Regions from separate parts of the Homo sapiens genome. Here region 2 is linked to region 1. Evidence: read pairs that join two places in POLR2A ChIA-PET (ENCODE). Cell type or tissue: Panc1. All regions are shown on one strand. Region 1 overlaps PHF20 (PHD finger protein 20). Region 2 overlaps PHF20 (PHD finger protein 20).

What was found. ChIA-PET counts read pairs that join two places held together with the same protein. Peaks named below come from ENCODE experiments on the same cell type or tissue, not always from the same donor. Only the 100,000 strongest peaks of a DNase experiment are listed, where the experiment ranks them.
Region 2: POLR2A ChIA-PET joins it to region 1 with 6 read pairs; 14 of 35 experiments call an interaction of 5 or more read pairs at or near these places.

The regions. Positions count from the first base shown.
Region 1 is chr20:35,869,485-35,873,484 of GRCh38, forward strand. PHF20 (PHD finger protein 20) reads left to right here. Exons shown (of 18, transcript NM_016436.5): 7 at 1-67; 8 at 1,471-1,650; 9 at 2,166-2,345. Among named protein-coding and RNA genes, the nearest start is that of SCAND1, 83 kb to the right of the region's middle. In Panc1, no CTCF peak of the experiment used is centred here; DNase peaks (open chromatin) are centred at 1,677 and 2,057; H3K4me3 peaks cover 733 bases; H3K27ac peaks cover 1,494 bases.
Region 2 is chr20:35,790,106-35,794,105 of GRCh38, forward strand. All of the region lies in intron 1 of PHF20 (PHD finger protein 20), which reads left to right. Among named protein-coding and RNA genes, the nearest start is that of PHF20, 20 kb to the left of the region's middle. In Panc1, no CTCF peak of the experiment used is centred here; a DNase peak (open chromatin) is centred at 1,853.

The sequences.
Region 1 (4,000 bases):
AGAAGAAGGAAAATATCAAAAGGATGTGAAGTCCCATTAAAACGTCCTCGGCTTGACAAAAATTCATGTGAGTCTACAGTTTGTTTATGTGTGGCTAGAATTTGACGTTGTTTGGGTCAACTTCCTCTATATTCATCCTGTCCCCCATTCCCTATAGGCTCTAATGTTTGTCTCTGGTCACATGAGGTAATGTGAGTTGGATGCAGTTGGATCAGAAGGAGTTTTTGCTAGAAGAAAAATAAATCCCAAAGCACAAACTGTACTAATGTTGGGTTCTGTGGTATCATCTCCATATCCATAAATCACATTTGATTTGGATGCCACTGGAAATTTAATGGCTTAGGAAGGGATGGGTTTCATATGCAGAGTGAAACTTTAAAAATACTACTTATTGGCCTGGCGCAGTGGCTCATGCCTGTAATCCCAGCAGTTTGGGAGGCTGAGGTGGGTGGATCATCTGAGGTCAGGAGTTTGAGAACAGCCTGGCCAACATGGTGAAACCCTATCTTTACTAAAAATATAAAAATTAGCCGGGTGTGGCCAGGCGCGGTAGCTCACGCCTGTAATCCCAGCACTTTGGGAGGCTGAGGTGGGCAGATCATGAGGACGGGAGATTGAGACCATCTTGGCTAACATGGTGAAACCCCATCTCTACTAAAAATATAAAAAATTAGCCGGGTGTTGTGGCAGGCACCTGTAGTCCCAGCTATTCAGGAGGCTGAGGCAGAAGAATGGCATGAACCCGGGAGGCGGAGCTAGCAGTGAGCCGAGATCGCGCCACTGCACTCCAGCCTGGGCGAGAGAGCGAGACTCCGTCTCAAAAAAAAAAAAAAAAAAAAAAAAAAAATTAGCCGGGTGTGGTGGCGGGTGCCTGTAATCCCAGCTACTTGGGAGGCTGAGGCAGGAGAATTGTTTGAACTTGGGAGGCAGAGGTTGCAGTGAGCCAAGACTGTGCCACTGCCCTCCAGCCTGGGTGATAGAGTGAGACTCTGTCCTATAAAAAATAAAAATACAAAATAAAATACTATTTATTGATTTAAAAAAATACCCTCTGGAGTGAGTTGGCTCAAATGTTTAAATAAATTTAAAATAAAATAGTATCCTGTTGGCTCCAAAAAGGATTTGTGATAGCTCTAAGTAAGGCTCTTATAAACCTTTTTAAGTCGACTTTGCAAGTTAGTACATTTGGGAAGCCCCAAAATAGAACATAGTTGTCAAGATTCGGACATGACCTAGCACATGTTTTCAGACCATGAATCCTTAAAGAAGTGAAATTCTATCCTGGCAGGGACACTTTTCCCTTACTTAAAACTGTAAACTAGTAAAGGGTATTTCCTTTTATCACTACTCTAACATTCCAGTAGTCTCTCTGTAAAGTCCTTTTAGAGACATCCAGCCCTGAAATCTGTAGTAGCACAGTTATTTCTTCTTGTTGGTCTCTTGACTACAACTCTCTTAATGGTTTAATAGCCCAGGAAAAGTCAAAAAACTACTCGGAAAACACTGACAAAGACTTATCGAGGAGACGTTCCTCCAGGCTGTCCACTAATGGGACCCATGAGATCCTAGATCCTGACTTGGTTGTATCAGATTTGGTTGATACGGATCCTTTGCAAGACACGTTGTCTAGTACCAAGGAATCTGAAGAAGGTGAGTCAGTCTGTTCAGGAATTGTCTTGCCAACCTGGTTCCTATTTAGTGAGAATCAATGTAAATCATTATGTTCTGCCTTCCACAAGTATTAAATTGTCTTGAAATCAAACTATTGAATGTGCTGCAGTGTTTTTATAATGTATTGCTCTTCACTGATGATTTATTCAATAGACATACTTTCTGGATGCATTTGTGGTTGGTTTTGCTTATCTACCGTTCAGTGTTGGCCTGGAGGTACACTGTTCGAAGAGCCCTGCTTCTCTCTCTCTGCTGCCATCTCATTCGTGCCTTTGTGTTTATACTTCCAGCTATTTTTCCTTTCACTTTAACCTCTTTCTTTGAGAAGCTCACAAGCCAGCCTGTATGTATGGGAACCTGTGAATGTATGCTTTTATGTTTTAGATTAATTCCTTCCTCTAAAAAGTCCCTGGCTTTCTTAGACTGTTGTAGGACTTTTGATTTCAGAATTACATACATGTATATTTCCCCCAAACTTTCTTTTTTTCTTCTAGGTCAGTTGAAGTCTGCTTTGGAAGCTGGCCAGGTCTCATCTGCACTGACTTGCCACTCCTTTGGGGATGGATCCGGGGCTGCAGGCTTGGAGTTGAACTGCCCATCAATGGGAGAAAACACGATGAAAACAGAACCGACTTCTCCCCTTGTGGAATTACAAGAGATTTCGACTGTGGAAGGTTCATATTTAGAGTTAAATTAATCCTCTTTTTATATACACTTTTGCTTATGCTTTGTGAACTAAAAAAAAAAAAATGACTTTTCTGTTGTTGTTTTTCACCTTTTATTAATATTCCCTTATCATTTTAATGTTATGCTCCTTTCATTTCTGATTTTGATAATTTGTGTTCCCTCTCTTAGTATGACTAGGGCTTTATCTATTTTGTTTTCAAAGAACTAACTTTTTACTTCAATTTTCTCTATTGTTTATTTTTAAAAATATAATTGATTTCTGTTTTGATCTTGCTTTCTTCCTTCAATTTTTTCTAGAACTTTACCTAATTGATTTTAGATCTTTCTTCCTTTTTTTTTTCATTACCTGGTGAAAAGATCTTTCTTCCTAATATGAGTATTTAAAGTTATAAATTTCTGGCTGGGCGCGATGGCTCATGCCTGTAATCCCAGCACTTTGGGAGGCCGAGGTGGGTGGATTGCCTGAGGTGGAGAGTTCGAGACCAGCCTGGCCAGCATGGTGAAACCCCGACTCTACTAAAAATACAAAAATTAGCTGGGCATGGTGGCAGGCACCTGTAGTCCCAGCTACTCGGGAAGCTGAGGCAGGAGAATTGCTTGAACCCAGGAGGCGGAGGTTGCGGTGAGCCAAGATCATGCCATTGCACTCCAGCCTGGGCAGCAGAGCGAGACTCAGTCTAAATAAATAAATAAATAATGAAATTATACATTTCCCACTGAGAACTGCTTTAGCAGCATCCTACACATTTTGATACGTTGTGTTTTTATTTTTGTTCAATTTAATATATCTTGTGATTTATTTGTTGACCATGGGTTACTTAGAAGTATGTTGTTTCAGTTTGAAGTATTTTATGTTTTTGTAGATACCTTATTGCTATTGATTTCTAATATAGTTTTACTGTGGTCAGAGAACATACTCTGTAGGATTTCAATCTTTTTATATTTGTTGCGATTTAATTTATGGTCCAGCATATGATCTGTCCTGGTGAATGTTTCATATGCACTTGAAAAGAATGTGTATTTTACCGTTGTCATGTGTTTGTTCTGTATCTGTCAGTTAGATCAAGGTAGTTGATGGTGTTTCTCTGATAAATTGATTTTTGTGGGGTTTTTTTCCTTTTGGTCTAGTTCTGTCAATTTCTAAGAGAAGGTTGTTAGGTTGTTAAAATCTCTGTTATTGTGGATTTGTTCATTTCTCCCTTTAATTTTGTCATTTTTGCTTTGTGTATTTTGAAGATCTTTTAGATGCATACACATTTATAATTTTTTTTTTTTTTGAGACAGAATCTTGCTTTGTCACACAGGCTGGAGTGCAGTGGTTGATCTCCACTCACTTCAACCTCTGCCTCCTGGGTTCAAGCAACTCTCATGTCTCAGCCTCCCGAGTAGCTGGGATTACAGGAGTGTGCCACCACGCCCAGCTAATTTTTGTATTTTTAGTAGAGACAGGGTCTCTCCGTGTTGACCAGGTTGGCCTCGAACTCCTGACCACAGGTGATCTGCCCACCTCGGCCTCCCAAAGTGCTAGGATTACAGGTGTGAGCCACTATTTCTGGCCTAAATGTAATTGTTGATATGGTTGGTTTTTAGGCTAACATTTGGCTGTGTTTTGTCTGTTTTTTTGTTTTTTTTTTTTTTTTTT
Region 2 (4,000 bases), 79 kb before region 1:
CTCTGCCTCCTAAAATGCTAGAATTACATGCATGAGCCACCATGCCCAGCAAGAACAGTAGTAACCCTGCAAGCTTATTGTGTGCCAGGCTCTGCTAAATAACTTTTTTTTTTTTGACGGAGTCTCGCTCTGTCATCCCGGCTGGAGTGCAATGGTGTGATCCCGGCTCACTGCAACCTCTGCCTTTTGGGTTCAAGCGATTCTCCTTCCTCAGCCTCCCCTGTAGGTGGGATTACAGGCGCATGCCACCACGCCTGGCTAATTCTTGTGTTTTTAGTAGAGGCGGGATTTCACCATGTTGACAAGGCTGGTCTCAAACTCCTGACCTCAGGTGATCCGCCTGCCTCAGCCTCCCAAAGTGCTGGGATTACAGGTGTGAGCCACCGGGCCTGACCTGTGCTAATAACTTTTATCTTCACAACACCTATATGATGGTTTGAAGTAGGTGCTGGTGATATCCTCATTTTACAGATGGGGAGCCTGAAGCTCAGAGAGGAAATGACTTGTGCAAGTTTATCTGGAAAGTGGTGGGGCTGAGGTCCAAACTCAGGCACTCTTATTCCAGAGTTCTGGCTCATAACCGCTGTGTCCCACAGCCCCTCTGCTAAAGCTTGCCTGCTTCTCTCCTTTTAAGCTCCAAAAGAGAGTTTCTTTTGGCTTGGTTATAATGGCTAACTCACTAATGGCCCAAATGCTGCGCTGAGTACCTTGAATATGGTTCTGTAGGGGAGCCGCTGAACTGTTTTTTTTGTTTGTTTGTTTTTGTTTTTTGAGACAGAGCCTTGCTCTGTTGCCCAGGCTGGACTGCAGTGGCGCGATCTTGGCTCACTGCAACCTCCACCTCCTGGGTTCGAGCGATTCTCCTGTCTCAGCCTCCTGAGTAGCTGGAATTACAGGCGTGTGCCACCATGCCCGGCTAATTTTTGTATTTTTAGTAGAGGCGAGGTTTCACCATGTTGGCCAGGCTGGTCTTGAACTCCTGACCTTGTGATCCACCTGCCTCAGCCTCCCAAAGTGTTGGGATTACAGGCGTGAGCCACCGCGTCCGGCCTGAACTGTTTTAAAATAGAAGTCTTATGATCATACTTACATTTTAGAAATATCACTGTAGCAGCAGTGATGAAGATTGGCAACAGTGTAATTAACTGGAGTCAGCCTTACCTCGGTTCAATTCCTTGTCCCAATACCTGACTAGCCTTGGTATTTGGGAAACTTACTTTGTGAACCTCAGTTTTCACATCCATAAAATGGGAATAATCCTCATTACAAACCTAAGAGGTAGACACTAAATGGGCTGATATAGTTTTTATATATATGTATATATATACCAGAATAGTATCTATCTATCTATCTATCTATCTATCTATCTATCTATCTATCTATCTATCTATCTATCTTAGAATAGTATATACATATATATCTTAGAATAGTGTATATATATATATATATATATATATCTTAGAATTGTGTGTATATATGTATCTTAGAATAGTATTTGTCATAAAATAACCACTGAGAAGATGTCATCTCATGAGACAGTATTGATTTGGATCTGGGGAAGGTATAGCTGGAGGATTGGAGCTCTGTCAAGAGCTGCTGGAGTAATCAAGATTAGAACTGATGCAGGGCTGAACTGGGCATCCACTTGGCAATGGCTGAGACTTAGAAGCAGGTCCTACAAAATGTTGTCCGAGTGTGGGAGGTGAGGGAAGGAGAAGGAGGTAAGGGAAGTGCCCATGTTTCTAGTTTGGCACACTTGCCAATCTTGAGGGCTTATTTGATGGGGACAAAAGGAGAAGGAACTTGTAAGGGTAAGATGATTAGCTCAGTGAAATTGAGTAATATGCGAAAGGTCATACAGCAGATACATTTTAGGGCCAACCCTGGCACAGGCCCTTTCCACTGCTTCTGGGAAAATCCACTGATTTAATCGACTCATTCTCAGTAGTTTGGAATGAGTAAACTCAACTCATGTTTGCTGTCTCTTTGCATTTTAATTATGGAAGGCAAAGCTTGACTCTTGCAGAAAGCATTTCAAGTATCTGGGAAGAAAGTGGGTGAAGTTTTGAGGCCTATTTCTTTCTTCACTCTTCTTTTTTTTACGACAGAGTCTTGCTCTGTCGCCAGGCTGGAGTGCAGTGGCTCGATCTTGGCTCATTGCAACCTCCACCTTCTGGGCTCAAGCAATTCTCCTGCCTCAGCCTCTTGAGTAACTGGGATTACAGGCACCTGCCACCACGCCCGGCTAATTTTTTGTATTTTTAGTAGAGACGGGGTTTCACCATGTTGGCCAGGCTGGTCTCAAACTACTGAACTCTGGTGATCCGCCCTCCTCGACCTCCCAAAGTGTTGGGATTACAGGCGTGAGCCACCGTGCCTGGCTTCTTCCCTCTTTTCATTCTTGCCTGCCCTTCCTTCCTTCCTTTCTTTTTCTTCCTCCTTACCTCTTCTGCCTTTCCTCCCTCCTTCCCTACCTTGTCAAGTAAAAGGGACTAATTCCCTTTCTTCTAGTGTGACCTGGGAAGAGGTCCTACTTGAACCAATTTGTCACTTCCCTACGACTAAAGATACGCTCTTTATGCACTTTAGTATATTGGATACTGTTTGTTAATTTTTAATAATATTGACTATAATTCTTTGTGTCTGATGTCCTTTTTGCTAGTATACCACCATTGCCATCACCAGTACCATTTAGAGTTTGCTATGCTAAGCACTTGACATCCATTAGCTCACTTATTCTTCACAACAACCCTAGGAAATTGGGGCTGTTGATCCCATCTTATAGCTGGGCAAACAGGCTCAGTGATTTTTCTTGTCGTCGCTCAGCCAACAATGCCTGGAGCCAGAATTGGTTAGAATCTGAGTCTAAAACCTGTCTGTGCACCCATCCCTAGGCATTCCCTGGCCTTCCTCCACGGCAGAACTTTGGCAAAAGGTCCTCTTGGAGGCTTCTTCCTGGGAGACCCAGGTATCACTGGACCGGCTAAAATTGTTTATGCTTTCTTGGGACAGCAGCATGGGCTGTGGGAAGTCTCAACCTTCTAGGTTCAAGCTGTGTGTGGGGAAAGCTCCTTTCTGCCGGAGATTCTTTGCCTGTAGTAGTTGCCTTTGCTTAGAAGTCACTTCCTTTAGATCTCCTTCTTGTCACCTAGTTCTCTGCTTAGACCTCAGTTCCTCAGAGAGTCCTTTCTTTTTCTTTTTTTTTTTTTTTGAGACAAGAGTCTCGCTCTGTCACCCAGGCTGGAGTGCAGTGGCATGATCTTGGCTCACTGCAACCTCCACCTCCTGGGTTCAAGCAATTCTCCTGCCTCAGCCTCCCAAGTAGGTGGGACTACAGGTGCCCACCACTAAGCCTGGCTAATTTTTGTATTTTTAGTAGAGACGGGGTTTCACCATATTGGCCAGGCTGGTCTCGAACTCCTGACCTCAGGTGATCCACCTGCCTCGGCCTCCCAAAGTGCTGGGATTACAGGCGTGAGCCATTGTGCCTGTCTTGAGAGTCCTTTCTAACAGCCGTATCTAAAATAGTCCTTTCCATGTCGCTGGTTCACATTATTTTGTTGTTTTTCCCACAATTACTTATCTCTGTCAGAAATGATCTTTATATGCTCGCATGGCGCAGTGGCTCATGCCTGTAATCGCAGCACTTTGGGAGGCTGAGGTTGGTGGATCACTGGAGGTCAGGAGTTCGAGACCAGCCTGGCCAACATGGCGAAACACTGTCTCTACTAAAAATACAAAAATTAGCCAGGCATGGTGGTGCACGCCTGTAATCCCAGCTACTGGGGAGGGTGAGGCAGGAGATGCTTGAACCTGGGAGGCGGAGGTTGCAGAGAGCCGAGATTGCACCTTGCACGCTGGGCTGGGCGACAAGAGCGGGACTCTGTCTCAAAAAAAAAAAAAAAAAAAAAAGGCCAGGCGCGGTGGCTCACACCTGTAATCCCCAGCACTTTGGGAGGCTGAGGTGGGTGGATCGCCTGAGGTCAGGAGTTCGAGACCA